Regions from separate parts of the Homo sapiens genome. Here region 2 is linked to region 1. Evidence: chromatin loops called from intact Hi-C (ENCODE). Cell type or tissue: heart left ventricle. All regions are shown on one strand. Each heading gives the region's core, and the rest is flanking DNA. Links, peaks and the distances in the headings are about the cores only. Region 1 has its middle 17 kb from the start of PTF1A. Region 2 overlaps C10orf67 (chromosome 10 open reading frame 67).

Evidence for each region. Hi-C counts contacts between places; a loop is a spot of excess contacts. Peaks named below come from ENCODE experiments on the same cell type or tissue, not always from the same donor. Only the 100,000 strongest peaks of a DNase experiment are listed, where the experiment ranks them.
Region 2: a loop joins it to region 1, with 6 times the contacts of the local background. A loop is called at or near these places in 11 of 110 quality-filtered maps.

The regions. Positions count from the first base shown.
Region 1 is chr10:23,167,461-23,183,388 of GRCh38, forward strand. No RefSeq gene overlaps it. Among named protein-coding and RNA genes, the nearest start is that of PTF1A, 17 kb to the right of the region's middle. In heart left ventricle, for the core only: no CTCF peak of the experiment used is centred there; a DNase peak (open chromatin) is centred at 7,391; H3K4me3 peaks cover 1,211 bases; H3K27me3 peaks cover 5,000 bases.
Region 2 is chr10:23,298,927-23,314,854 of GRCh38, forward strand. It overlaps C10orf67 (chromosome 10 open reading frame 67), which reads right to left. Exons shown (of 16, transcript NM_001371909.1): 5 at 4,378-4,533. Among named protein-coding and RNA genes, the nearest start is that of C10orf67-AS1, 37 kb to the right of the region's middle. In heart left ventricle, for the core only: no CTCF peak of the experiment used is centred there; no DNase peak of the experiment used is centred there.

The sequences.
Region 1 (15,928 bases), core at 4,557-9,556:
ACTTAGGACACAACATTCTGAAGAAAAGGAAGGAAACAGTGACCATAGAAGCTTGACAGTCATTACTGTTGGAGACGACAAAGGGGATGGTGACTGAGGGGGATATAAGAGGTATTTCTGAGCACTGGCAGTATTCTAGCTCTTGAGCTTGGTGGTGCTTGTCTTGTGATAAATCCTTGAGTTGTGTATTTCATACATTTTTCTATGTGCTGTATTTCAACTTTTTTTACAGCTTAAAATTTTTCTTCTGAACTATTTCTCTAAAAGCAAATTCTTTGTATTTAAATTTTCTATTTTTTGATTTTCCATTATAAAATATAAGCATGAGCATAAGAGAACATTTGAGAAAAATTAGAGAAGTGGAGGAGAAAATTACCTCAAATTCTTTTTCCCAAAGACAAAATGCTATGAACATTTTGGTATATTTCTTTCCATCTTTTTTCTATCACTAGTTTTTGATGTTCTTTTTTTCATTTTAGATGGCCATTTTAATTCAAATCTACATTTTAATATTTTTCACTTAACATTATCTTTTCAACATTTTCAAAGTTATTACAAGCCCTCTGCATGATTATTTTCATGACCATGTGTGTCATTTAATAATGCATCATTAACCCAATGACTTATCCACTTAAACAACATTTAGGTTGTATCCTCATTTTGTTTATAAATAGTGTCATAGTAGAGCTTTTTGTGTACAGTGTTTTCCATATTTCAAATTATTTCCTTAGAACTGATCCCTAGAAATGGAGTTTCTGGGGTTAAAAATAGTACTTTTGTAAGGTTCTTAATAAAAAGCACATCCTTTCTACCAGGTCAGAGTTCAAGGAGCTTAATGAGTTTGAATAGGCTTACCATGGGTCCATTTAGAATAGTCCCTTGCAGAACTGAGCAAACCGGTCTACATCATCGAGCAAAGCCCTTCCCTAACTGCTGTTCCAGCCCAGTGATACCACTCAGATTGAGTTAATGCCCCTTCATCTATCTTCCCACTGAGATGCATAGCTTAGGTGTACTTAGGTCACCCAGTCAAACTCCCTAAAGGGGCAGAGCTTTAAGTTCATCAGTAAGTCCCTAATGCTGGCACAGCAATTCCAACAAGGTTTTAGAGTCTTCATTATAAAATGGGAATATTCATGCCTACTTTGAAGGAATGCATGTGAGTGTAAATGAGATTGTGCATGAAAAGTGTTCAGTATAGTGTCTACCACGTAACAAAGACTCTACAGACCTGAGGCTCTTCCTTTTCTCTTGGAGCTCATCTTTCTTCCCCAGTGGTGACAGGGTCAAGGCAGAGAGAAAAAAAGGAGGTAAATACTCAGGAAATAAAATAATGCCATATAAATTGTGACTTTTGAGTAAATTTTATGAACAGGCAACATTTATGGAATGGAGGCACCGACCCCAAATCTTGCATCCACTTGGATTGCTACCACTCCTGAAACCATTACCATTTGAGTCCTTCTTAGACGCTAAGGAATTGTCACCAGAAGGCGGAATCATTTGCTTCTCCACAGTTTTGTTTGGAGTAGTGTTTCTCCAAAAGTGGTTATTGGACTATGTTAGAATCACCTGGTATATTAAGTTAAGAAAAGCTAGAGGTTGTAACAAATGGTCCCCAAATTTCAGTAGCTGACAGCATAAATATGTAGTTATTGCTTATTACATAGTCCAGTGACTGTTGCAGATTGTAAAGGGTGATCTTCCCTACACACTCATTCAGGGGCACAGTTTTCCTTCCATCTAATGTCTCTGCCATCACTCAGGGCATTTAGAGTCCTCTCTGGGATCCTCTGTACCAAGGTGGCAGATGACAAGAGGAGAAAAAGCCAACTTAGAGGATTTCAAGAGTGGTTTTAGGGACTAATGCTAGAAGTGATGTACCTTACTTTTGCCTACATTCCATTGGCCAGGACTGAATTACACAGTCCAACACAGCTGCAGGAAAGGCTGGAAACTGTAGTTTAGCTCTATACAAGAGAAGAAGGAAACAATTTAGTGATCTCATTGCATATCTAGGGTGCTTATTAAAAAATTATGTTTTCCAAAATTATATACACACACATATATACATGTTTGTGTATGCATATACACACATATATACATGTATATGTATGCATATACATATAGATGCATATGCACACATATATATAATGTGCATATATAATATTATTTATATATATATATATAATGTTTTTTCCTGATGCTACTAGACCCACCAAATCATAAGTTTTGAAGTTAAAGCTGATGACTTTTATAGGTACTGAAGTTGGAGTGCTGGTCCAAAGATGGCTTTGATGGTTCCAGCACTAACAGTAACACCTCCTCTTTTCCAAAGTCTATCACTGTCATTGGTCTTCCTTAAATATCAGGCTGAGTCCCAAGAGTATTTTTTGCAAATCTTTCAGAAGTTGCAACAACTGTAGCATGAGGATTCTCAGGATGGTTTGTCCCCAACGCTAAGATTGCAACATCCCAGTAAGGATGTGAGTGAGCGTGCTGTTTGCCAGGTCTTTTTCTCGCCAGTTTTATTCTTACTCAAACAAAGGGAATATTGTGGGGCTTCACTGAGTGACACAAATGGAAGCTAGCCCACACAACTAAGATCTATTTGCTTTAGGGACACGGTTGAGGTCACTTTTCATTTTATGGGTACATCATTTTATGGGGGCACATGGGAGAGGTTTCTGTCTGATGTCAGTACTGCAAATAGTTGTTCTTCTGTGAGAAACCAGTTTACTTTTATCTTAGACCCCGTGAATCATGACATTTATTGTGTTTTTTCTTTGCATTGGGAACAATGAGGAGGTTTGGAGCCAGAACTTTAGAGCATCTCCAGCAAGTGTACAGAAATTAATTCCAGTTACATCTGATTTTTTCTACTTTCACTCCAAATATTTTCATTTACTTATTTTCTGATCTTGTTAAAGTACACATATTTGCGCATACTACTTAATATGTATTTTGAATGAGCAGGGTATAAATAGATTTTTAACTGTTAAATATGATATTACAGGCATGGTGGCTCATGCCTGTAATCCCAGCACTTTGAGAGGCTGAGGCAGGTGGATTGCCTGAGCTCAGGAGTTCAAAACCAGCCTGGGAAACATGGTCGAACCCTGTCTCTACCAAAAATTAGCTGGGCTTGGTGACTAGTGCCTGTGGTCCCAGCTACTCGGGAGGCTGAGATGGAAGGATCGCTGGAGCCTGAAAATTTGAGCCTGTAGTGAGCTGTGATTATGCCACTGCACTCCAGCCTGAGTGACAGAGTGATACCCTGTCTCAAAAAAAAAGATGATATTGTGACAGAAAAATGAACAGAACAGGTCCTTGGTCTTTTTACCATATTTTAGCCCAAGGAAAATTCTTCCTATAAATGGCACACATGAAGCCTTAATCACTGGGTTTGACCCAGTACTAACTGAGCTTCCCTAGAGATCTCAGAATAGATTCATTAATTAAAACCGCATATACCTTTCCAAGATGATTCTGTCTCAGTTATTTCTTTCCTGAGATAGAATCACCCCAATTTGGGCCCAGAGGCAGTGAAGAACTTAAATGTCATCAGGAAGAAGTGTTGAATGGACCACTCTTGTCTTTGATAAATTTTGCTCTTGCCTGAAACTTCTCCACCATAATGTTTAGATCAGACGATGAAAACAAAGTGAGAAACAGTCAGGCATCCTTAAGACATTGCATGACTATTATTTAGTAAAAATTTTCCCACATTGAATTGAATAAGTAAGTTATGGAGCAGATTGAGAGAAAGGTATCTAAATGTCCATTCAATTAACTAAACTTTATTAGACACTGTCACTGTGCTTTCATGTTATTTTTATTACACACACGCGCGGGCGTGCGCGCACACACACCCTCCCCCCCATCCCCCCAACGGAAACAAGCACACACCCGGGACGGGAGGTATTAAAAAGGTGTGATCCCCTTGCTTTTAGATTTGAGCAGATGGCCCATGGTTTGAGGCGGTTGCCTCCGCAGGCTCGGCCTTTACCTTCAGCACCAAGGCCAGCGCACCTGGCTCCACGAGGCTCCCAGAACCTTCGCCATTCCGGGACTCTCATGCCCAGAACTGCAATAAAAAATGTTATTTCTCAATGAAATTCACCTTCCTAACTCATGAATTGCGCTTCATTCATTGCTCTTCACGAAGTGGTCATTGGTACCAGCAGGAAAAGTGTGAGACAAGGAGAAACGAAAATGTCCAACGTATTGGAGACCTGCCCCCTTACACACATGCACGCACGCTCACACACACACAACCAGATGGTCCGGATGTTGGTTGAGTTTTGCTCTCCTCACTCCTCAGGGACCCAGTTCCTCTTTGCACGGGGAAGCAGTTAGGAAGAGCATCCCTTTCCTCCAGTCCCAATAAGGAGCGATTCCTGAGCGAGGATTGGGAGGGGAGGAACACCAGTGCTCAGGTCTCTGAGTTTCTAAGGTTTGTCCTCCCACGGAGGTTTTTATCCTTGGGGCTTATGTATAGTTTTTGACTTTAAGGCACACAAAGACAACCTACCCAAAAGATTGCCATTCCCAATTAAAGTCCTAATGAAAACAGCCCCGTGAGGAAGACACATCAGACATTGGTTCCCATTTCATGGATGAGAAAACTGAGCCCAAGAGGTTAAGCTACTTGCCCAAGATAACACAGTGAGTCACCGACAAAGACGAACCCCAAAGCTGGATTTCCAATATTCTTTTCTGCTTGCCTTTCCTCACTAAGATGCATATATTTACCAACTGTCACCACGATCCGCAGTTCTTCGCCCCTCCCTCTGTCCCAATTATCTAGAAACAAAAAGAGTAGAAAATCGAAAATGAGATGGAGGTCGGCAGGGGTGTGAGGCCACGGATGGCTGCTGCTTCCTTGCTTCCTTCTTTTGAAGCCAGAATCGACTCTGCTCTTGCTCGATGACAGCCCCTCGCCGGAGGCGCGGCTCCTGGCCTCTGCGGGGGTCCGCGCAATCCGGGCGCCTCCAGCTGCCCCCCTCCTCCGAGGGTCGCAGCCACAGAGCGCAGGCCCAAGCTGGGGCAGACCAAGGGCGGCTGGGGTGCTCATGCCGGTGCCGGCATCACTGCCGGAGCCGCCCTGGGCGCACTGCACCCAGCGCTGCTTCTCTCGCTGGTTCTGTGCCGCTGCTCCTCCCGATGCTTGGGGGACCGCAGGGAGGCCGAATGACAACCGGGGAGCCTCGGGGCCGCGCCTGAGGCCCAGAGTCTGGGCTGTGCAGAGCGCAGAGCCCCAGCTTCCCCAGCTCCCTCCTGGATTAATGCTTGGTGCCAGGGAGAAGCGCAGGGCTCTTTCCGCCTCCTCCCCAAGTGCACCCGGGCGCGCTTCCATCTGATTAGAATGTTTCTTCCATCTTATTAGAATGACAGTAGCTTTCAAGTCATTCATTATGAGAAGAATTTTAGTCTTAAAAGAAAAAAGGGAGTCCCACTGTAATTGTGAGTTGTAATAAATGCAAACTTCTGGTGCCTTCCTCTGCAGCATGGAAGACAGTAAAAAATGTGTCTCGTCCAAACGCACCCCCTCTCCAAGCCCATTGTGAAGTCAGTCGCCAACAAAGGGGACGTGTGAATATTCAACACCGACTCTTTCACTTGTTTTTTCCGGAATCCCTGAGTCGACTCACCCCCTCTCCTTTTTTTTTTTTTTTAAATGGGCGAATACCTGTTTAAGTTTTAAAAGCACATGGAAATTGCCCGCGAGCGACCATATAATTTGATTTGCCAGGCAATCTGCAGAGCGATCGCACGTCATTTATAATGTTCATTGAGCATTTTGCCTAATTGTGTCTGTCTCTGAAAGGGCAGCGCACCCCCTCCCGACCGCTAGCAGCACAAGTGGCGACATTCCCATGGAGCGGCCGCGCCGCAGCTTGCCGCATTCAGCGCGGACGGCCTGGCCGCGCGCTTCCCCGCCCGGACGACCGGGCGCGCCTGACACTAATAGCTCGCGGCTCAGGTACGAGCGGGCGCCGCATTTGACTCAATTCAATTCACAACCGGCCGCGCTTGCAGGTGTCGCCTTTTGAAACCGCCATTCAGGCGGCCGCTGTTCACTTCTCGCTGCGCCGCGGGTTCTGTAGAAGCGCAAGAATGGGGCTGATTATTCCGGTGCCCACATGCCGCCCCCACACGCCCCCACCCCCGTCCGGCGCAAGACTTCCCTTGGCCAAAAGAGGCGTTTAATTAGTTCTGGGGCCGCGGAGAGCCAGCGTGGCCGACAAAGCCCGGCTCCCCAGGTAACCCGGGTTCCCTGCGGACCCGGGAGGGGGCGCGCGGGGCCGGAGCACCGGCCTTGGGCTGCGCGCTCCCTCCGGCGACACTGCCGTCCCCCTGGCCTCCGGCCCGGTCCCCCGCAGGCCAAAGGCTCATCTGCCGGGCTTGGGTGGCCCGGGCCAGCGCCGCCTGCGGTCCCCGAGTGCGGCTGGCTCTAAGGCCGGCGCCCTCTCCCCGGCTTTCAGTGCTCAGAGCCAGGCCAGCGGGAAAGAAGGCAGCATGGTCCGCAAAAGACAGGTGGCAGTGGCAGTCTTGCATGATACTTGTCCTTCTTCCCTGTTCCCCATTTTGGGGAAACACTGGAAACACTTTTCTCTTTATGCGCATTCGCGTCTCAGCACCGAGTGCTCCAAGCCCTGCGCGCAGCGCCGGGCTTGGAAGGCGGCGAATGGCTGCCTAGCCGCCGCCCCTACTAGTGACACTCGGCCGCCAGCCCCCGCCCAGGATGTGCACATCTGCTGGCAGCACTGGCCCGGGTGGCAGTCACCGGGCCACCCACTCCACAGGTACAACCGCACCCAATCCAACCTGGAACTCGGAGGGCTGTGCGCGCCGAGCTGGGATCGCGCCCCAGCGAGCCGGGCCTTTGGCTGCGCCAGGGCCCAGGCCGAGTCATCCCGCCGCTCGCGTCGCCGCGAGGCGGGACACCGTGTGATACCTTTGCCGTGGGCTGGGCGTCGGCCGCGGGGCGGAGAGCGGGTGTCCCACCTCGCCTCATCATTTGATTTCCGCCAGCGTCTGAGGACGGCGCACCCAATTCGTTCCACTCGCTGCGCTCTGTGAACCAGCGGCGGGCAGGGCGGGGGAGGCCGGGCTGGGGGAGGGCAGGGTGGTCCCAATCCCCCGCCCCCGCCCCGCCGGCCTCGCGGAGCACAAGTGTTGGGATTCCCACGGGCAGGCGTGCTCTGCGGCTGGAGGCCCGAGCGCCCAGGGCCCAGGAGACGTGGCGGACACAGAGGGGTTTGTAGGCACGGTGACCTCCGTGCTCCTGCTCTGAAAGGGCCTGAAAGGAGCGGTTTATGGTGCATTACCAGTCAAGGGCTCAGGTACCAGCGCCTTGTGTCGGGAACCCGGGCGGCCGCCCGTGCTGCAGGTGTCTGCTATACAAACGCCCCGGGAGGGGGAGGGCAGGCCGCCGGATTGGGGGCCGGGGAGGGGCCTCCGGCCTGGCCTGCTCCTGCCACTCGCGCGGTTTCGCTCTTGCTCCTCTGCAGCCATAGCAGCCAGCCAGGGGTGCAGACGGAGATCCTAGCTGCCGGGACAGAAAAAGCTGCAGGGGCCTGGCTGCCCAGTCCCGATTTGGTTTCAAGACTAACGGCAGCAGGAGGTCACAGGAGGCTTGAACCTCTCCGGGGAGACAACCGCTGTGCCGGGGAAGAAACATTTTGCCCATATGTTGGGCTGCTTGGGCCTCCAGAGGCCTGCCAGGATTTAACTTGAACTTTCCAGGTAGGCCTGCCCTCTCCTTGTCTATCTTCCTGTGCAAAGAAGGGCCTGAGCCCAGGCGCATTTAGCAGCTGTTCCTGGTTAAACAGCAGTGTGGCCTTCTCACTGACCTCTCCCAACGCCACAGTCGCTCCCTGCCCAGAAGAAACCACGGAAGGTACGTTAGCTTCTTTGGGCTGCACCAACAGCTATGCCTTTAGTGGGTCACTCCTGTACCCGTCTGTGTCCCGAAGGCCTGACAAACCAAGAAATTTAGCCCCCCACCCCCACCCCCTCAAGCTGGCTTCTAAAGCAAAACCTTAAAATGCTTTTTTTCCTTAGGGAGGAAATTGTCAATGGAGTTTACTCTCTAGGTAAGCCCCAAAAAGTCTTCACACGGCGGAAATACTGAAAAAGAAAAATAGCACAAGAAATACGGCTATAATATTAAGACAATTTTAAAAAGAACAAGTGGTGTTTAATAATACTCAGGGCCAACTTGAAGAAAAGATGAGGGAGACAGAAATGTTGGGTGTGTCTAAAGGGAACTTCAAAAGGTTTTAGAGCTTGTCTGTCTTGCCTAATATTAGCTGGAAATTTCCTTTCCCTTAATGCAAGGCCACCACCCTCATTACTTTTATATGTGTCATCAATTATTAGGATTCGTTTTTGACCAGATAAAAGAAAATGATTTTCTTAAAGTAATAGAGAAGTTGGTCCAGGAATAAGGCAGTTGGCCAAGGATAAGGAAGATGGGTGTGTGTCTGAAAAGGACTGTTTGCAAGGAGAATAAAGGGGAGAAAATAGATTCCTCACAGGGTGAAAGTCTTTCCCATCTGCAAAAATAACGGAAAAGTCACCCCTGACCTTTCTTTTATCACATTCACAACTCTACTTCTTAATAAGTTCCTCCAGATAGGGGTCTCAATCAAGTTCATTGCCTTTATTCAGTCTTCATCAGTCTGCACCCCAATCTCACATTGAAACTGTTTTTAATCATTTTACCAGCAATTTCCATGTCCCCCAATTTAGGGCCAATTTACAGACCTTAGTTTGCCTAAAATTGCAGTAACAGGCCCACCATTCATCCTGATGGCAAAAGCAGAATCCTTAGTATCATCTTTTCCTTCTCTCTTTTTCCAATTCCCACATTCAATAAGTTCAGAAATCCTAGTAATTCTTTCCAAAATCTCTCTCCAATCTGCCCAGTCACCACCCAGTTCAGTCCTTCACAATATCCCAGCTGTTCTGCTGCCACGGCCTTCTGCTCAGTCTCCCTGCCTGTAGTCCTGCCTTGCTTCCATCCATTCTCCACAGCGAAGCCCCAAGCACCCTTCGTAATTGGTAAACTGGATCATGCTATCCCCCTGGGTAAAACCGTTTGTCGGCTTTCTATTCCCAAATTAATTATAGGTAAGTTATAAAGATGTGCTGCTATACGAGTCAGTTATATATATTATAAAGAATGCATAGGACACACAATTTTTCTAAAAAAAGATAAAAAATGTAGATGATAGTTCTGATAGTTTCTTCCTATACCCCTATAAGGTTTATCCAATCTGCAAATGACTATCTATATGATGCCCATCTCCATAACACAGTTTACAAGGTCTTCTTTGATCTAGATCCCATCTACATTTCCATCCTTACCATCCCTCTTTACTTCATCCTTAATAAAATCCTTTTTTAAATAAAATTTTTTATTTCTTCAAATTTCATGATGATCATTCTGTTTCATGTTACTGTCTACCTCTAATCCTCATTTTCAATCCTCCATATGCCCCATGGAAAAAAGGATATGTTGTACCTACTGTTCTGTTGCTAGTGTTTAATGCTAGCAACAGACAGAACAGTACATAGAAGAGATATTCCAAGCACACTTCCCAGCACACAACAGGTGCTTAATAAATGTGTGTTACAGACATGAACATCGTGCTTCTTTAAGGCAGCCACGTTTTCTATGAAATAACTCAAAATCAGAGAAAGCTGATCCATAGAAAATGAAAAGGATGAAGATGTGCAGAAGGAAAGAGAAAGAAGCACAGGAAAGACAGAGACAATGTCCAGGCATCTTTCTAGATCATGATGTGTTGACTAGTGTACAAGTTTAGCTGCTCTACTGTAAAAAGTTTACAAATATGAGATACAAGTTTATTTACTTCTCATAGAGACAAAACAAAGCTGGATAGGTATTCCAGGCTTGGTATGGGCTCTAAATGATGTGGGGGACTTCAGTTCCTCTTGTGTATTTGCTCATCTATCCTCAACGTGTAGCTTTCAACTCATGGTTCATAGTAGCTGCTCCAACTCCTCCTGTTGCCTCAGCATCCCAACCAGTGGAAAGAGGGGAAGTGACAATATAGGACATGTCTTTCTCCTTCAAAGACTGAGTCTCAAAGCTTGGCCTCATTTCTGGTCACAACCCATTACTTAGAAATTAGTTTCATAGCCACACAGAGCTGCCATGGTGAGCAGGAAATGTAGTTTTTATTCTGGGTAGCTATGTGCCCAGCTAAAATCCTGGAGTGCCATTATGAAAGGAAGGAGAAAATAGCTATCAGGGGAGAATCTTCAGTTTCTACAACACTTGGCACTGCTGCCTCCTGAGGCCTCACTGCATTCCTGCTATCAGATTCTAGGAGATGCTCTGTATCCCATGATGTATCCCCCTTTTAATGTCTAACTTAGTTCAAATTGGCTTTCACTACTAAAACCAAAAGACTGTAAACAAATCCACAAAGGTACTGAGTCTCTATGCAATGACACTAGGTGCAGAATGCTACATGCACCAACCTAGGTATGTCAGGTGGGCTAGGTTTTGCTGCAGTAGCAACCCCCAAATCTCAGCAGCTTCACACAACAAAAGTTTATTTCTGGTCCAGGTTACCCGTTCTATGAAGGTTTGCGGGGGAACTTTGTTCATCAGAGTCACTCCAGGTCCCCAGCTGACAGATGTCCTGCCCCAAGGTGTACGTCCACAATCATTACAGAATATGGAGGCAAAAGACAAACTGTGCACTGGCTCTTAAAACTTCCTCCCAGAGGTACCATGTCATTTTCACACATCTTTCATTCACTGAGCATGTCATATGGCCACATTTCACCTTGAAGAGGGTAGAGAAGTGTAAGCTATCATCTGCCTGGACGAACTAGAGAGTATCTGTGGTTTGCTCCACTGGCTCCCACAACCTAGGTATGGTGGAAGCTTTTCCGGTTAATTTTTATTTTTGTAAAGCATCCAGAAATTATAAAATGATCTACCTGTACCTTCCTTTCTTCTCTGCTCAAACTTGTCCAGCTGAAGAAGAAATGTACTCTCTAAGTCCTGGAGACCTCCAAGGCCAATGACAACATAATTCCCTCACATCATTTTAAATTTGAGCAGGGAAATATTATATAACAGATGATGCATTCTCAGCTTTGGTTCCATCTGGGACATCCCTTAACATTTTTAGGAGTCTCTGCATATATTCCTAGCACCATCTTGGATTTCTACAATGGGTTTATACTCAGGTGTAGTAGATAACAAGCTTCTGAAAAAGAAAAAAGGCCAGGATCAGGAGTGTGTAAGGATACAGAAAGACATTCTACCATGAGGTGCACACAGGGAAATCTGTTTCTAGGGCTGGCAAAGGCTAAATAAAAGTGAGATTCAGTGGACACGAGGAAATCTCTGTCTACCCCCGAAATGCCTTCAAATGACTGCACTAAGGCTCAAATGCCAGATTCAAAAAAATCCCTTCCTGTGATTTACGGCATTACCTTTCAAGAACCCTAATCAAATGCTGGGGAGGGAATGATGTGGTTGCTCTGTGTTGCCCATACCTTAGGGGAGCAGATGTTTTCCTTTATGGCCTCTAGCTGAGACCAATGGCCCTGAAGTAATTGGCTTCTAAAGAGGGCAAAAAGGATAATTTGGAGCACTGGGCATTCTTTGAAGACATAGGTCTTGGTGGGGCATCCATGTGTTCACCATGAGGCCACTCCATGCCTGGGATGAGGCTGGGCTGTGGAGGCAGGACTAAGAAAGTAGATGCAAAAAGGCACACTGGAAGGTGCAGAACGCAGGCTGTGCTTGGGGCTGAGCCCCTAACATCCCATGGATTTGCTGGGGATATCCATGGGCTATTCACAGCTCTAGGCTTTTGTAAATATGTTCAACCTCCCAGAAGCACATTTCTGCCCCTCCTCTTGTGGTCATTATTTCCTCAGGACTGGCTTAGCTCAACATTGTTCCTTTTTTTTTTTTTTTTAACCCCCCGAGATAGAGTCTTGCTCTGTTGCCCAGGCTGAAGTGCAGAAGCACAATCTGAGCTAACTGCAACCTCTCCCTCCAGGTTCAAGCAATTCCCCTGCCTCAGCCTCCCGAGTAGCTGGGATTATAGGCACACACCACCACCCCCAGCTAATTTTTGTATTTTTCATAGAGATTAGGTTTCACCATGTTGGCCAGGCTGGTCTCGAACTCCCGACCTCTCTGCCTGCCTCAGCTTCCCAAAGTGTTGGGATTACAAGTGTGAGCCACCACTCGTGGCCAACATTGTTCCTTTTTTGAAGCTCTCTCTGTCCCCTCATTCTTATACCGACTTATGCCTCAATATAGCCCTCACTGAACCGGATCATAATTACTCACTCCTGTCTTTACTACACCAAGAACGTGCTAAGGGGCAGAGACTGCACATATTCATCTCCGTATTTCCACATACATAACACAGTCACCTGAACATGGTTGATGCTCGAAACACATTCCTTAAAGCAATAAACTAAAACAGCGTGATTTGACATTTTCTCAGTATTTCTGTGTTTATAGCTTCATATATAATTATGAAAAACAACAAGATTATTCAGCTTAAAAAATACCTAAGTAGTCAGATGTGGTGGTTCATGCCTGTATTGCCAGCACTTTGGGAGTACAAGGAGTTCGAGACCAGTCTGGACAACATGGTGAAACCCCATCTCTACAAAAATTAGTCTGGTGTGGTGACACATGCCTGTAGTCCCAGCTACTTGGGAGGCTGAGGTGGGAGGATGGCTTGAGCCCAGGAGGTGGAAGAGGCAGTGAGTCATGATTGCGCCACTGCACTCCAGCCTGGGTGACAGAGTGAGACTCTGTCTCAAAACAAAGCAAAAAGAAAACAAACTTAAGTGATTGTTCAGCATTATATAAAGTAGTAGTTTCCAAAGCAAATAAGATGTTCTATTGAGGTGCAGGAAGAATTTTAGAACTTAAATCTTTACTCACCTTCTTAAAATTTCTTTTTGTGCATGTTGAAAAATGTACCCAATATATTACTACAGTCCTATCTGTGTGAATTTAAAATATATAAATGTACATATATTCTCAAGAGGTCATACTCAAAACTGGTAATGATAAGGTGCGTTGGGCACAGCTAATCTCCATCTCCCCAACACACACTACTTTTCTCTCTTTCTTTGATGACATTCCAAGTTTTAACTAGAAACATGCTGGGTATATACCCAAAGGAATATAAATCATGCTGCTATAAAGACACATGCACACGTATGTTTATTGTGGCACTACTCACAATAGCAAAGACTTAGAACCAACCCAAATGTCCAACAATGATAGACTGAATTAAGAAAATGTGACACACATACACCATGGAATACTATGCAGCCATAAAAAATGATGAGTTCATGTCCTTTGTAGGGACATGGATGAAGCTGGAAACCATCATTCTCAGCAAACTATGGCAAGGACAAAAAACCAAACACTGCATGTTCTCACTCATAGGTGGGAATTGAACAATGAGAACACTTGGACACAGGAAGGGGAACATCACACACCAGGGCCTGTTGTGGGGTGGGGGGAGGGAGGAGGGATAGCATTAGGAGATATACCTAATGTAAATGACGAGTTAATGGGTGCAGCACACCAACATGGCACATGTATACATATGTAACAAACCTGCACGTTGTGCACATGTACCCTAGAACTTAAAGTATAATTATATATATATATATATATATAAAGAAACATGCCTACCAACCTCAAGACTGTTTGTCTGTGTCCCTTGCAGCTAGATGTGGCTATGTGACAGCTCAGGCCCATTGACTGTGACCATCCTCGATGTAAGCAACCTTCAGGTCATGTTCCTAAAAGGAAAGAAGGAAAGTGCGTCCTTTCCTTTTTCTTGCTGGCTGGGATGGAGATACAATGGTAGGAGTAGGAGTAGGAGTAGGAGCAGCCAGTTTAAACTCAGGGATGGAAGCCATGTTTCAGGAGCATGTTTCAGAGCAACAAGCTGCAAGGAAGCTGGACCTCCAACCCGTGTAGTCATCATATAAACTTTGGATTGCCTATGCTAAACTATTACATGAGAGAGACATAAATATTATATTTTAATCACCCTTTAGACATTTGTTACAGAAGGCAGAACACTTATCCAAAATAATGCAAGGTGTACAGTCAAAAAAAGAACTTCTAAGTTGATACAGATAATCAAGGCTCAAGGTGAAAGATAGCAGTGGAAGAGAACCCAGTTCTTCTTTGAACCCCTGTAATATCACTTCTCATGCATGCCTTTTTCTTTTTTCTTCTGTACTTTATAGACATTTGATAAAAAAAAAAACTTATTGATTAGCCACTGAGTGTAGGGGAAGCAAGATGGGAACTGGCAATCATTGAATGCCTGCTGTGTATCAGATGCTTTACCTAAATCATTTGCTTTACTTTCCACAACAATCCTTCAGGTAGACATTGTTATTTCTTCCCCTTTCACTAGTCAGTGAAACTAAATCTAAGCAAGATCCAGGAACAAATGACTATAAGGACATTTGAGCAGATATTTTGATCTGAATTCAGATTATGTGGGTCAAATTTCCATGCTTTTCCATTCTCTGCCCTTTCATATGTGTTTCTTACCTTTCCAACTCTTCCTCTTGCATCTTCTCCCTCTTATTTTACTTCACTTCCTTTTTACTTTCTTTCCCTGTCCTCTTTCCTCTCTGCTATCTACCTCCTGAAGCCAAACATCTGTATTTGGTAATCATCTGGAACAGTACTTCTCAATCTTGACTTTAATATGCATATATGTTCATATGTGTACAGGTGTGTATATTTTTGTACACATACACATATATATGTACTTGTATAAAATCTCCATAGAGATTACTTAAATTGAACACAAATACTGTAGTAATACTTTGGGTACATTTTTCAACATGCACAAAAAGAAATTTATACATTTATAGAAAACAAAACAGAAACAAATAAAAACATTTATGGGCTCTCAGTGTTACATTCAATTATTATTCATATTAATAATTTAATTAGTAATTTAATTATTTTAATTAATTATTAAAACAATTAATTTCATATTAATAAATTAGTAATTTACAAAAACTTAGACCATTAGAATAAACTCTTTCTATGTACTGCTCTTGGATAACTACAAAGCCAAACAAAATTTAAAATGAAAAAATTCTATAAATCAACAAAATTCAAATTAACCAGCATTTAATATGATGGATAATATGACTCTGTCGTAGTGACATATGCCACCTACAAAGCTAACATGGTATCAGTTCCTCTCTTCAGTCGACTGTGTGCCATGGGATAGTTCTACCCCAGTTTAATTAAACTACCATGGTAGCTTTGTCTGTCTAGCTTGTTGTGCAGCTATTTCATCTTTTCTAGGCACAAGCACAATCTCTGTGTGTTTTCTTTAGCCTGCAGTAATTAAAGTTGCCTGATTGGCACCCCCTAATCTTAAACACGAATGGAAGCCCAGATTCGGGTCCCATGTCCCATGGTTGGACCAAGTCCTACGGTGCTCATCTAGATGTTCCAGCAGACACCCATACTTCATTGTCATTATTTTTTAAGATTATCATCTAAATGATGTCACAAAATTAAAAAATTGTTGTAATAAAACTGTGGTGCTTTCATTGAAGAAATATGGATCCAGAAAAATCAGAGGCCCATGGAAATGAGAAGTCCAATGATAGGTCCCGCCAGGAAACTCAATCCCAGTAATGGAGAGTCCCCTTGTTATGAAGAGAGAAATGGCTATAAATATGATTCACTGGTTACAGAGGAGTGAGCAGATTGTGAGGCAACTGTGTCCCATAACAAGCCTGGCTGATCCTTCAGATAAGAAGTGAAATAAACGCCCCTGGCTTCTCTGCAGGGCTGGGGAGAGTGAGGGAGTTAGAGGGGGAAAGCTGTCTCCTCCTG
Region 2 (15,928 bases), core at 6,509-11,508, 130 kb after region 1:
CAAATAGATGGGGGCTATTCCTGAACCCTTGGGGTAAAACAGTCCAGGTGAGTTGAGACATTGGGTTTGAAGGATCTTCAAAGGCAAACAAGAATTGAGAGTCAGGATGTACAAGGATGCAGAAAAAGGTATCCTTAAGGTCCAGGACTGTAAACCACTCTGCTTCCTCTGGTATTTGGGAAAGCAGAGTAGAAGGGTTAGGTATAGCTGGGTATAGAGGAACAACAGACTCATTGATAATCCTGAGATCTTCCACTAACCTCCACTGTCTGTTGGGTTTCTGTACTCCTAAAATTGGAGTATTGCAGGGGCTATTGCATGGTTTTACTAGGCCTTGGGCTTTTAGGTCCTTAATCTTTTGGAGTCCTTGTTGGACCTTGGGTCTAAGGGGGTACTGCCTTTGGTAGGAAAAGGAGGCGTAATCCTTTAGTTTAACTTGAACAGGACAGGCATTCTTTGCTCGTCCATATTGTCCTTCTGTTGCCCAGACTTCAGGATTAGTTCCTTCCTCAAGCAGGGGACAACAAATGGGGTGTTCCTTCTCCTATGTTCAGGTGTATAATGGCCCCTGCTTTTGCTAGAATGTCTCTCCCTAAGAAGGAAGTGGGGCTTTCAGGCATAATTAGAAAAGCATGTGAAAAGAGTAAAGTTCCCCAGTCACAACTTAGTGGCTGGGAGAAGTATCTAGTGACTGGCTGTCCTAGGACCCCTTGGATAGTGACAGATCTGGAGGACAATTGTCCACGACAGGAGAGTAAGACTGAGAAGGGGGCGGGTGCAGTGGCTCATGCCTGTAATCCCAGCACTTTGGGAGGCTGAGGCGGGCGAATCATGAGGTCAAGAGATCAAGACCATCCTGGCTAACACGGTGAAACCCTGTCTCTACTAAAACATACAAAAAATTAGCCGGGTGTGGTGGCGGGCGCCTGTAGTCCCAGCTACTCAGGAGGCTGAGGCAGGAGAATGGCGCGAACCCAGGATGTGGAGCTTGCAGTGAGCCAAGATCGCGCCACTGCACTCCAGCCTGGGTGACAGAGCGAGACTCTGTCTCAAAAAAAAAAAAAAAAATTACTGAGAAGTCTGTGCCAGTGTCCAGGAGACAGTTAACCTCCTGGCCTTCAATGGTCAAGCATATCTGGGGCTCTGTGAGGGTGATGGCATGGGCTGGTGCTTGCCCCAGGCACCCTCAGTCCTGCTGCTCGATCATCCGGCTAGTGGCTTCTGACTCAGAGGATCTTTGTCCCCTGGGGCAGCGGGCCTTCCAGTGATTCCCTTGACATAAGGGGCATGGATGAGAGGGTGGCTTACTTGTACTTGGACAATCTTTTTTAAAGTGTCCTTATAGACCGCACTGGAAGCAAGCCCTATTAGGCATTCGATTTTCCCAGCTTTTCCCTTTTCCAGAGCCTCCAAAGTCCGCTTGCCTGAGGGCCATGACTAAAGCGGTGGCCTTTTTTTATCCCGTTTGTCCCATTCCGCCTGCTCCTCCTGATCTCTATTATAAAAAACCGAGGTTGCCAAGTTCAATAGAGTTTCTAAGTTTTTCTCCGGGCCTAAGGTGGACTTTTGAAGTTTTTTTCTAATGTCTGCAGCTGACTGAGTAATAAACTTATTTATCCTTTAAGATCAGTTGGACTTCAACAGAGTCAGGTGATAGAGAGGTATGCTTCCTCAATGCCTCTCTTAGTCTCTCCAGAAAGGCAGTAGGATTTTCTTCCTTTCCCTGTGTTGTAGTGGACATCATTGAATAATTCATAGGCTTCCTCCTAGTTTCCCTTAGTCCTTCTAGCACGCAAGTTAGCAAATGTCTGCAGCACCAATCTCCATGTTCTGATTCTGTGTCCCAGTGAGGGTCTACACTGGGAATTGCCTGCTGGCCTGTGGGGAATCATTCTTTTTCCTCTGTTGTCATCCTATCATTGAACTGACTGAGATACCAGAGATCACCAAACTCTCAGGCTGCAGTTATGACGGCACTTCTCTCATTTGGGGTTAGTGTCTGATTTAGCAGTAACATTGTATCTGTCCATGTCAGATCAAAGGATTGTCCTAACCCTTGTAAAACATCAATATAGCCATCAGGGTTATCTGAGAATTTACCTAGGTCTATTTTAATTTGCTTTAAGTCTGAGAAAGAAAAAGGTACATGCACTCTAGCTGGGCCAAATTCTCCTCCTCCCACTGCTTGGAGGGGGCATAATCGGGGAATATGGGTCAGAAGGAAAGGTAGGGGTGCACGCATGGGCGACTGTTGAGTAGAAACTTCTGGCTGTGCCATGATCTCAACCGGCTACTGCCAGGAGTTTGGGATGACAGGTTTCTGCCTCTAGTCGGCCCTCGGCTTCCCCAAGAAAATTGAAAGTGGAAGCTGGCTCCAGGCAGACCAATATCCCCAACCCAGAAGTGTTGGGGGTTGTTAGAAAGCCCTTCCCCAGACAGCCTCACACCTGAGTCTTAAGTCCGGTGGTCACGCTAATCGTTTTTAACTGTCCGACAGGTGCCCGGTATTTTCCTCCAATTCTAAGGATAGGACAGAATAGCAAGCGAAAGTGGTCCCAATATTACTCATCGCTTTGGAGGTCCCATGTGGGTCACCAAAATGTTACTGGGGGGTCCTTGCACCCAGAGCTCCCAAGATGGTGGTGGGCCACTTCCAAAATGGCAGCAGGCCACTTCCAAGATGGTGGCAAGCCTCGTGTTCTCTGATCTGGGGTTCTTGGCCTCACAGATTCCAAGGAATGGAATCTTGGGCCATGCGGTGGTGGTGGGCCTCTTCCAAGATGGTGACAATCCTCGTGTTCTCTGACCTGGGGTTCTTGGCCTCATGGATTCCAAGGAATGGAATCTTGGGCCATGCAGTGAGTGTTATAGCTCTATTAGAAGCCATGGGCCATGGAAGAGAACCGTGGAACCCAGTAACTAGCGTTCAGCTCGATTATGATCAACCCGGGCACTTAGCCATGCAGGAACAATGGCAAGCCTTTAGCCTGATCGGGAGCGGCAATGGGCGCCCCGCTGGATCAGGAGCACAGCAGACATCCTGCTGGATCCAGAGGGATGGAAGTCAGCGGTGGGTCTGCGATGGCGGCAAACAGCAGAGGTGGACGGTGAGCGAAAGCTCAGCTCAAGCCGTAACAAACACGGACCAGAAGAGTGCAGTTACAAGATTTAATAGAGTGAAATAGAGTGGAAACAGAGCTCCCATACAAAGGGAGAGGACCCAAAGAGGGTAGCCCTCTATGTGTATTAATCTATTAATAATTATTAATGTATTATAATATATCATATTATAATATATTATGATAACATAATCTATACATTATAATCTGTACATTTTCTATATGCATATGTATATTATATATTCACTACAACCTTTAATTCTTACTGTAGAGGATAAAGCTCCCCCTCTGTAAGTGGACTTTAGATTCAGGTGAACCTTGGTTCATGTACCATCTTTACCATCTACTACGTTTGCCCATGAGGAAGTTACTTAACCACCCTGTCTCTGCCTCTTCATCTGCAAACTGAACTGTGAGAATGAGAAGAGATGCCATCGATGAAGTATCTGATACCTGCTATTGCTATTCAATAGACTTTTATTCCTCCTGGGTCCCAGCATCTGTTAGCCTTTCCAAATCAAACAATCAGCTTCTTGTTCTTAGAACTTAAGAATAAAATCCTCTCCAGCTCTGGACCATGGTTGGGCCTGGGACATCCGGTGGCTCAGAGCAGACATGAGATGACAATGAATTCGTTCTCAGGATCCACATTTTCCAAAGCCCTTAAACTTCCTCCTTGACAGGAGTTTAGGTTCTTCTTTCTGCCTTCTCAGTCATTCCATTTTTGCTCCCATCAGTAGTTTGTCTAACCAGTAAAGCAGCTCCTGGCTCCCACTGCAACAGGAAAAACTGAGGGGAAAATCCTCTGGGATTTTTCTTCTTGATATTTTTATTTAAATGTCATTCTGTTCCAAGTTGGCTTCTTGGAAGCTCTGGCTTGGAAAGATTAGCTTTGTGTCTTTCAAACTACTTTGACTGCAAAAAAAGGTGGGAGTCTTCGGTTACAACAAAAATCCACTCCCACACTCTTCTAGAGTAGGACATTTTTTGCAGTGGGAGGTAAGTTATTTTATTTCCATTTAAACAAAAATTGTATTTTTAATTTTATTGCTCCTATTCATTATATTGCTCCTATTCATATTGTTATGGGTTTTCTAGAATAGGCCATTGAGCAGAAAAGAGTTAGACTGGCTTATATTATGGGGAGATGCCCAAAATGCAGCAATTGGATTTTAATTTATCATTAACTCAAGCTTTTAACTATTTATGACTTTATTTATGTATATTAAAATTAATTATTCCTTGCCTTGAAACTTACCATTTTGTGAAATCCAAAATCTTTATATTGGTCTAGTTCTTCTTTTAATTCTTTAATAACTTCTTCTTTCTCTTTCAGTTTTCTTAACAAAATATTTGTTTTGACAGTACTCGCATCTTGCAAAGAAACATTCTCTTCTTCTACCTCAAAGAATTGCTAGGGACAAAAAAAAGCAGCATTAAAAATTAGACACTAAGCATTAAAAATTAGGCACTTACACTAAATTAGACACTCAGCATTAAAAATTAGACACCACCAGAAAACATTTCATCTTTTAAGCTACTGTTTTGTGAAGGTTATTTTTGTAACCTGCATACAATTTTAGTAAGCAACTTTATTTATATTGAAATATATGCTTAAAAAGTATTACGCACTATGTAGCACAGTGTTATCCTATAAAACACAAAGCATGGTCAGTTACTCTTACTGTATCAGCCATGTAAACTACAATAGTAAAGAGCGAGATGGAAGATTAGGAGAACGTCTACTCAACAAGAATTTGGCAGCCATCCGTGGACAAAAGTTCCCTTGAGGGAGATTTGGGACCTGGATAGAAGACTGCAAAACTCTAGTGGAGCCCAAGACTGAGGAGGGCTGTTTTGACTGGCAGGCTGCACCTAGGTGGCAGGCTCACTGACCATGGTCCCAGCTACAAACCCAGAAATTGCTTCATTGCCCTGTGGACTTGGTCCTGCCTCTAGAACCATCTGCCAAGAAATCCAGGAGGAATCACATTCACCTGTACCTCTGGTGACAAGCCCACAGGCCTCAGTCTCAGCTGTGGATCCTGAATCAGCTCTGTAACTCAACCAAACCCACTTTCAGCTGCAGTTTGAGACCAGTCCTGCCTGCCCAGGCACCTGCTGGGAGTCATGCCTATTTGTGCCTTCAGAAGCAGGTTGGCTGACCTCAGTCTCACAGCAGATCTTGAAACAGCCCTTTAACTTGGTCCCAGCCCTCTCAGCTGCAGTCTGAGAGCAGTCTTGCCCACCCAGGGGCTTGCTGAAAGCTATGCCTTTCTGTGCCCCAAAGGCAGGCCCACTGATTTTGATTCCACTGCAGATCTTGGGGTGGGCCTGCAACCTAGTTCTGTCCCTTCCTAGCCTTCATCCAGAAGCAGTCCTGTCCACCCAGAGATCTGCCAGGAAACATGCCCATCAATGCCTCTGGAGGCAAGCTGCTGACCTCAGTCTGATGGAGAAGCCTGAAGTAGCCCCGTGACCCAGCTCGAGCCCACTCAGCCATGGTCCAGGAGCAGTCCTGCTTGCCCAGGAGCCTGGCAGGAGGCACACCTTTCTATGTCTCTGGAGGCATGTCTGCAGACCCCAGTCTCAGTGTAAGCCATGAAGCAGCCCTGTAATTCCCTTCAAGCTCCTGTCAGCCATGGTCCATGGCCACTTCTCCTTGCCCAGGTACCAACTCAGTAACCCAGCAGGAACACTACAAGGGACCTGAAGGAATACACACTCATCTGTGTGTCTGGTAACAGGCCCACCATCTGCAAACCCAACTGTGAAACCTGAAGAATCTTCTTTACCCAGCACCAACTCTACAGACTAAGGTCCTGGAAGCAGTTTATTCTTTCCAGGGGCCAGACAGGATCCAAGCCTGTTCAAGCCCCTAGTAATAGGCCCACTAACATGGTCCCCATTGCAGACCCAGCAGCAGCCACGTAACTCGGCTGCAACCCTACTCAACTGCAATCCTGGAGGCAATCTTATCAGCTTAGGGACCCAAAAGAAGAAAATCTTTACCTACCAAAACCAGTCTGTAATGACTGGAGGAAGTGTCTGCTCATCCAAATGCACAAACACGAACATAAGGCTATATAGTTAGTGAAGAATCAGGCAAACATGACACTCTCAAGAAAATGAATACAGTTCCAGTAACTGACTCCAAAAAAATGGAGATCTGCAAATCATTTGATAAGTAAATCAAAATAATTATCTTTAAGAAGCTCAATGAGACGCAAGAGAACACAGATATGCAGTTGAACAAATCAAGAAAAACAATGCATTAACAAAATTAGAAGTTTAATAAAGCAATAGTAAATGCTAGGCATGGTGGCTTGTGTCTATAATCCCAGCTACTTGGGAGGCTGAAGCAGGTGGATCACTCGAGGCCAGGAGTTTGGGACCAGCCTGAGCAACATAACAAGACATCCTTCTGTAAAATTTTTTTAAAAAGAAAAGATTAAAAAATGGGCCAAGGCCTAAATAAACATTTTTCCAAAGATGATATACAAATGGCCAACAGTTACATGAAACATCGCCAATCATCAGGAAGATGCAAATCAAAACTACAATGAGATATTACCTCATTATGATAAGAATGAGCTATTAGAATGAGTATTTTCAAAAAGATAAGAGATAACAAGTATTGGCAACGGTATGGAGAAAAGGCAACCCTTGTGCACTGTTGATGGGAATGTAAAGTGGTACAGCCATTATGGAAAATAGTATGGAGGTTCTTCAGAAAATTAAAACTAGAACTGCCATATGATCCAGCTATCCTACTTCTGGGTATATATTCAAAGGAAATAAAATCATGATCTTAAAGATATTTGCATTCCTATGTTCATTACAGCATTATTCACAATAGCCAAGATATAGAAACAACCTAAATATCCATCAACAGATGAATGAAGAAAACGTTACATACGCGCACACACACACACACACACTCTCTCTCTCACATACACACACACACAATGGAATATTTACAATGGTAGTATGTACAATGTATATATTAATACAATAGAATATTTTTCAGCCATAAAAAGAAGGATATCTTGCTATTTGGGACAAGATGGATGAACCTGGAAGACATTATGCTAAGTGAAATAAGCCAGATATAAAAAGGTAAATAGTGTATTATCTCATTAATATGTAGAATCCAAAAAAGTTGAACTTGAAGCAGGGAGTAGAACGGTGGTTGACAGGCTGGGCGCGGTGGCTCACGCCTGTAATCTCAGCACTTTGGGAGCCCTAGGCGGGCAAATCATCAGGTCAGGAGTTCGAGACTAGCCTGGCCAACATGTGAAACCCTGTCTCTACTAAAAATGCAAAAAATTAGCTGGGCATGGTGGCGGACACCTGTAATCTAAGCTACTTGGGAGGTTGAGGCAGGAGAATCACTTGAAGCCAGGAGGTGGAGGTTGCAGTGAGCCGAGATAGCACCACTGCACTCCAGCCCAGCCTGGGTGACAGTGCCAGACTCCATCTCAGAAAAAAAAAAAAAAAAAAAAAGAATGGTGGTTGACAAAGGCTGGAGCACAGGGAAAATGGGGAGATGTTGGTCGAAGGGTATAAACTTTCAGTCATAAGATGAATAAGTTCTGGCAATCTAACGTACAGTATGGTGACTATGGTTAATAACGCTGTATTGTTTACTTGAAATTTGCCAAGAGAGCAGATCTTGTGTCCTTACTGCCACCGCCCCCCACCCCACACACAGTAGTAACTGGAAGTATGTGTTAATTAATTTGATTGTGGTAATCATTATACAATGTATTTCAAATCATCACATTGTATACCTTGAATATATACAATTTATATTTGTCAATTATACATCAGTAAAGCTGGAAAAAGGTAATAATAGTAAATCCTAATAGTAAATTGACATCACGATTTGTGAATATCCTACTTTAATATTCCTCTAGAAGGGAAGACAGTAAAAATTTGAATATGTAGAAAAGGAAGTAAACATCAATGGTGCAACTAATTGCCTCAATAGACTGGAATGGAGATGTTGAAAGAAGTAATACACCTTGACATCTTGTTTTAAGCATTTAGATGCTTCCTATCTGCATTCATTACTCTGAAGAACTATATTACAAAACCAAAAAAAGGATGAAATGCTTTAAAAGTGGATAATGTTACTTACTTCCAGCATTTAAAAATCTTATTTTCAACACTGTTATGCAAAACCTGTGGTTTAGTTTGGACTCTTTTTGAAATTATAAAGAAACCATTTGATTCTTTGTGTGTTTGTTACTAATATATTTGGGTACATACAACATACAGGAAATATAGCAAAACCTAGTAATATCTGCTAATATACTTAATGTTATATTTCAAAAGAGTTAGATTTGTAAGCTCAAATTGTCCTAATATGATGAATACCAGCAGACTAAGAAGAATAATATATGAAGGTGGCTATGAACAGCACTGGCATAATCTATACAGTATGAAAAAATGAATGTACAGTAGAATTAAAAAGAGTGAAAAAGAATACTCCATATGACAATATCCAATATCAGCTTTTAAAATTTTGTGATTTTATTTATTTAGATTTTTTATTTAGTTTTTTTTTTTTTTTTTTAAGACAGGGTCTCACTCTCACCCAGGCTGGAGTGCAGTGATGCAATCGGCTCACTGCAACCTCCGCTTTCTGGGCTCAAGTGATCTTCCCACCTCTGCCTCCACCTCTGCCTCCAAAGTAGCTGAGACTTCAGGCACATACCACCATGCCTGGCTAATATGTGTAATTTTTTTGCAGAGACAGGGCTTTGCCACATTGCCCAGGCTGGTCTCAAACTCCTGAGCTCAAGGGATCCGCCTGCCTCAGCCTCCCAAAGTCCTGGGACTACAGAGCCACCGCTCCTGGCCTTAAATTTTGTGATTTTTAAACAAGAGTATTGATTATGTATATCTAGTCTTTACATCTATTCTTACATATGTCTACAGCTCAAACACTCTGCTAAGGTCAACACACATTTATTCTACTAGGGCCCTTAAGTGTTACTAGGCATTACGTATCCAACAGATCCAAACAGAGTTCAACACCTTCACTGTCATCCTTTCTGCGTCCCCTTATTAACAGCAGCATAAGCCAGAAACCCATTTTAAGCCCCTTCTTCTCTTTCACGAACTAATCAAACTTGTTCGATCTACCCCTAATTCTGTACCAAACCTCGTCACCTTCTTTCCTGTTCCACTACAATCTTCGTACTTGCCTTGTTCACCTGGATATTGTAAAAGCTTCTTAAAACTAGCCTCCCTGCCTCTTGTTTTGTCACTTCCCTCCAATCTTCATCCAGTAGCCAAATAACCTTTCTAAAATACAGCTCTCCCCATCTCCTCCTACGGGCTAACATCCAACTCCCTTAGCCTGGTATACAAAACGGCAGCCTTCATGATCTGCTGCCAACTTACCTGGCCAGCATCTCATGCCAGTCTTCTCTCCTCTTTCTTCACCCAAACTGGGCATTTTATCAATACTGATACACTCGGCATCCAACTTCTCAGAAACACCACGTTGCCACAGGTCTCTGTGCCTTTGTACTTGGAGTTCCCTCTTAGCCGACCCAACAAACTTTTGCTTGTCATTCTAGCAGAATGGTATTAGAGTGGGATAGCCTGAGTCTGCAGACCAGCTCTGTCAGCTTGGGACCTTGAACAAGTTTCTTAAACCCCGAGTGTCTCAGTGTTATCATTTGTAAAATGGGACTATTAATAATAATACCTGAATTGTGAGAATTAAATAAGATAATGCATGTAAGCAATTTTGGATAGTGCCTACAACAAAGACAGCCCCCAGTAAGTATTATATCCCAGCATTTAGTCCTGTTGTGGCTATTTTTCATTCAAATCCAGATGCCACCTGCTCTGGAAACCTTAGCACCGGTCTCCCACCCACCCACCTTCCACCCCTATGTCCTTTCTCTATCCTGTGAACACTCTTCTTGGGGTCACTTTATTATTTGCTTACTTTCTAACTAATTTTTATGTTCTGAATAGGTTGGGTTTATTTTACTCTTAAAAAAGATACCTGCGCTTATATGTTTATTGCAGCACTATTCACAATGGCAAAGTCATGGAACCAACCTAAATGTCCATCAATGGTTGATTGTATAAAGAAAATGTAATATATTAATATATATATCATGGAATACTATGCAGCCATTAAAAAGAATGAAATCATGTCCTTTGCAGTAACATGAATGGAGCTGGAGGCATTATCCTAAGCAAATTAATGCAGGAACAGAAAACTAAATACCACATGTTCTCACTTCTAAGTGGGAGCTAAACAACGGGTACACATGAACATAAGGACGAAAATAATGGACACTGGGGACTCCAAAAGGGAAAAAGGTGGCAGGGAGACTAGGGTTGAAATATTACCTATTGAATACAATGTTCAATATTGGGGGATGGATATACTAGAAGCCCAATCCTTACCATTATGCAATATACCCATGTAACAAGCATGCACATATACCCTCTGAATCTAAAACAGAAGTTTTTAAGCCAGCAAAACAAAGATTGCATGACAGCGCAGAAACCAATGCACTAAAAATTATGAGAAAGTGATGCAGGCTGTTTAGGGAATGATGTTCTGACTGGTGCCAAGTCATCTTCATCAGAGCATGTCACGGAAGTGCCCTGGGAAACTCATTTAAAATCTCACCCAGGTACCACACTGAGAGGTGCTTGAGCCAGCCTGCCTTCTGGATGGGCTCGGCCACTCTGGACTTCAGGACAGGGAGGGCCACAATTCTTTGGAAGAACAAAAAAGTTTTACTTTTACATGCTTCCTAACCTTGTTTTATTAGTGCAGACTCAAAGATTCCTCTTTCAGTCGGTCCTCAAACTTCAGCTGAAGCAATTGTTTGAAGAACCCAAAATCCACCTGGAGGGATTTACCTTTGGCTTTTCAAAAAATGGTTGTAAGGTCCAAATACAATGAATTCATTTTTCTTCATCTCCTGGAATGTTTCTGATGTTTCACTAGTGTTTATGGAATGAGCTGGACTCTGTGGGAGATAGCAGAAAGCAGTGTGATTTTCCCACACTGCCCCTGCAAATCTAGTTTCTAGTCTCATAGTTCTCACCTTTTAGGACTTTCAGGAAGACACCATGGCTTTATTTTTTTAACTTAGTAACAACTTTAACCTTAGACAATGACAACAAAATAAAAGGAAGAAAGAAAATGGGAAGAAAGCAAAAACCAAAACCAAAACAAAAAATTCTAGTCTAGCCAACTCTCACCCATTAATGCTTCTGTCCTCCCACCACTCTGGCCCCCCTTAGATTTGGCAGTCTGCAGTGGAGGAGAAGGGTTGAGCCTCTCTTTCTTTTATTTCTGCAATTTGAGATTCTCCAACTATCTGGTGCAGAGGAGAGGGAGAAACGTTAAGGGAACAGAAACAAGTGTCAATTGACAGTAACCTGCTGCCTTTGGTTCCCAGGAGGGTCCATGCTGGCCTGGCATCCTGCAATGCCCTTCACAAGAGCAGTGCCTCACTGGCTTCTGTCCTAGGACCTGCCCTTCTGCTGGCATCCTGTCACCTCTCCAGATGGTCCTTGTCAGCAGGCTTCTGCCCCATCACCCCTCCTGCTCTTCTGTGAAATTTTTCTGGCAAGTCCCATACCAGTCCTCACATTCCTCAGACCCAGGAATGCTTGTCAAGCTCTCCAAGAGGTCTAAAACTCCACTCTTGCTTGGCTCAAAGGAGAAATACTCTCTTTCTCTCTCCCATTTACAGGTCAGCACTCCATGTTGCCTGCTTTCCCCAAAATGGTCCTCTTGACCAGCTTTGTCCATTTCCAAATTCAAGATCTCTCTTATATTTCCTGGAGATGGATGATGGGCTAGTACTGGCCAATTAAGCTGCTCCACCAAGTCCTGGAATGTCCTTCAAAGAACATCCTGCTGGCATCTATTTTTTTTTTCTTTTTAGATAGGGTCTTGCTCTGTCACCCAGGCTGGAGTACAGTGGCATGATCGTTGCTCACTGCAGCTTCTAACTTCTGGGCTGAAGCCATCCTCCTGTCTTGGCTTCCCAAGGCACTGGAATTACAGGCATGAACCACCACACCCAGCCACACCTCACTTTTGAGCAGTATTTTGTTATTTACTTTTGGGGCTTTGGATGAAACTGAAACCCAAGAGTCCCATTTTAACATCCCATCTTAGGGTGGCTTACTAAAAAATGTATTACCCTTTAGTTTAAATCCCAGCCTAATCATGTGACCACTTGTCCTTCATCGAGAGGTTCTTTCTGACAACTGTCAAGTTGACAGGAGCAACAGACATCCAGGCCTGAGGGCCTGAGTATGACAAAGTTCAATCAGGCTGCACAATTCACTTATCAAACACAGGAGTTTGAAATTCCAGCTTGGGGCCGGGCACGGTGGCTCATGCCTGTAATCCCAGCACTTTGGGAGGCCGAGGTGGGTGGATCACCTGAGGTCCGGAGTTCGAGACCAGCCTGACCAACATGGAGAAACCCCGTCTCTACTAAAAATACAAAATTAGCCAGGTGTGGTGTCACATGCCTGTAATCCCAGCTACTCTGGAGGCTGAGGCAGGAGAATGGCTTGAACCCGGGAGGCAGAGGTTGCTGTGAGCTGAGATCATGCCATTGCACTCCAGCCTGGGCAACAAGAGCGAAACTCCATCTCAAAGAAAAAAAAAAAGAAATTCTAGCTTGGGTTCAGTAACAACATCAAAATAGTTACTGCCTGCTGTTCAAGGAAAGTGTTTTTGGAATTTCAATTGTCTCATTAACTTTCTAAAATAAAATTTCTATATTTTGGTGCCATCATTCTCATTAAGGTCCCGGTGTTAGTTTGCAACATTTAAACTAGGGAATAATTACTCTGTGAACATTTAGATTGACTAGGACAATACTGGATGGGAAGCAAGTCAATTGCTTACTTCAAAGGCGATATATCAACCTTTTTAGATAATGAAGGTTTTTATAATAGAGATATTAACTTTTATCATTTAGTTAAGATGGTGTCAGTATTAACTTTCTTCACTCTAAAGTTAATAAGTATTATACTTACTAATTAATACATGTTATACTCCTTAATTAATATGCATTTACTCCCAGTTAAAGTATTAATATGCATTGGTAGGGAGATATTTTAGTACTTCCGTAAGACAAACTTTTTCCTGAAATAAATAAATGCATTAGTTATTCACTTATTTACTTATAACAGTGAGCTCATGGATTCCTATTTTACTCAAATGGTTACAATTCATAATTATCATTATTTATTTTGATGCATGGATTTTCCCAGATTGGCCAAGTGGAATGAAGGAAGCCCCTACCAGCTGACTCCTGTGTTCTGACATGCCTTCATAATTTTTTGAGCATTTCCTTGCTTCAGTTACGACAAATATTGCAGGTCCTTCTTCCATTTTCCCTGTCCCTGCCCTGGAGTTGGCTACTCCTCCAAAAAGCCCTGGTTTCTTTTAGTGTAGAATATCATTTAAATCTAAAAGCTGAACTCTAGGTGTACTCATTGCTATAGGAGTGTCACTGCCTCTAGGCGCTCTCCATAGACAGAACTAGGATATACATAAATGTATCTACACACTTATATATACACATTCACATACATCTATATAGTTGCATATATGTATCTGTGATGATTAATTTTATGCATCAACTTGGCTAGGCCATGGTACTCTTTTTCAAACGTTAAATGTTGCTGGTATTTTTAGATGAGATAAATATTTAAATAGGTAGCTCTGAGTAAGGCAGATTACCCTTCATACTTCCATCATGTAGATGGAGCTCATCCAATAGGTTGAAGGCCTTCTCAGAAAAAGACTGAGATTCTCTGAGGAAGAAGAAATTCTCCTAGAGGACTGCGTTCGGACTCAAGCTATAACATCAAGTCTTTCCTGGGTCTCCAGCCTGCTGGTCTGCCTTGCAAATTTCAAACTTGCCAGCCCCCATAATTACATGAACCAATTCCTCAAAATCTCTTTTATCACCTCCCCACCCTCTCTTCTCTTTCCCTGTTTTCTCCCCATCTCCCCCAAATATTCATTGTCCTTCAGGGCTCAGCATAGGAATCACCTTTTCCTAAAAGTCTTCCTTAACTATTCACCCAAATTGACAGAGAGTTATGCACCCACTGGGTACAAACCTCCAATGTGGACTGTAATTGCTAAGTTTATTATCTCTCTTGACCACTGGATTATCCACAATGAGTACAAGGACTGGCTCTGGGCCTGTGCTGGAAAATCAGACAATGGGTGGATGAAATGAATCAAAACGTGAGTGAAAGAACAGTTAAAGACCTCGACATTATGGATTGCCTTTATTCTAGGAAATTTCCACTAGGAATTCATGATCTATTTCCAGTACCATGGTGTAGGTCGAGATATCTTGACACTCTTCTTGATCATATTCAACCCTTTATTCAATAAAATTTGTCAAAAACCTATTACATGCCACGCAGTCTGCTGGGAGAAGAATACAAAGATGAGTAAGACTCGGTCCCTGCTCTGCAGGAAGAGTCTAGTGGACAGATCAATATGTACTGGGTAAATGTGATACAATTCACTGTAGCTATTATACAGCAGAGAAAGAGCAAGAAGGGACATTATGTGAAAATTCCAGGGAGGTGGTTAATAACTTGAGGAGAGCTGAGGGAAGCAGGCGACGGCCCAGTATTGTGGGAGGGTAAAGTTTTAGCTAAGAAGTGGAAACAGATAAAAGTGAAGACATAAAAGGACCTTCTAAGCCATGCTAAGGCACTTAAACTTCATCCTAAAGGCATGGAGGAAACACTGAAGGATTTAAACAGGGCAGGATATGGTCAGACTTGTGTTTTGAACGACCACCCAGATGACTGGGCAGACGATGGACTTAATGAAGACCAAAAGGGATAAGAAGGCACCAGCCACAGGCCAGGTGAGCAACGCTGACTATCGAAACTAGTTCAGAGGCAAACAAGACGTGGATTTAGGAGGTAAAAAAACTGGCAGGATGGTCAGGCATGGTGGCTCACGCCTATAATCTCAGCGATTTGGGAGGCTGAGATGGGACGGTTGCTTGAGCCCGGGAGGCAGAGGTTGCAGTGAGCAGAGACGGTGCCACTGCACTCCAGCCTGGGAGACAGAGCAAGACTCTGTTTCAAAAACAACAACAACAACGAATACCCAAACAACCAAACAACAACAAAAAACTGGTAGGATTCAATGGCTTACTAAATATGAAAGATGAATTTGTTATCTAGTGCTGCATAAAAGTTTTACCCCAAATGTAGTGGCTTAAAACACACACGTTTGGCCAGGCACGGTGCCTCACACCTATAATCCCAGCACCTTGGGAGGCTGAGGTGGTAGGATCACTTGAGGCCAGGAGTTTGAGACCAGCCTGGGCAACATAGTGAGACTCGTCTCTAATGAAAAAGAAAAAAAATTAAGTTAAAACACACACACACACACACACACACACACACACACACACACACACAAACTTATTATCTCACAGTTTCTGTTGGTCAGGAATTCAGGTAGGTCCTCTGTTCAGGGTCTCCCAAGGCTGCAATTAAGGTGGTGTCCAGGGCTTTGGTCTCATCTGAAGCACAACTGTGAAAGGATCTGCTTCCAAGCTCACTCAGTTTGTAGAAAAATCCACTTTTTTTTCAGCTATAGGACTAGAGGCTTCAGTTTCTTGCTGTCAGCCAGAGGCTATACTCAATTCTTTGCCACGTGGGTTTCCCCAACATAGCCTCTCACATAGCCAACAGAGAGACTCTAGCAAGACAGATACTACCCTTTTATGTAACATAATTACATA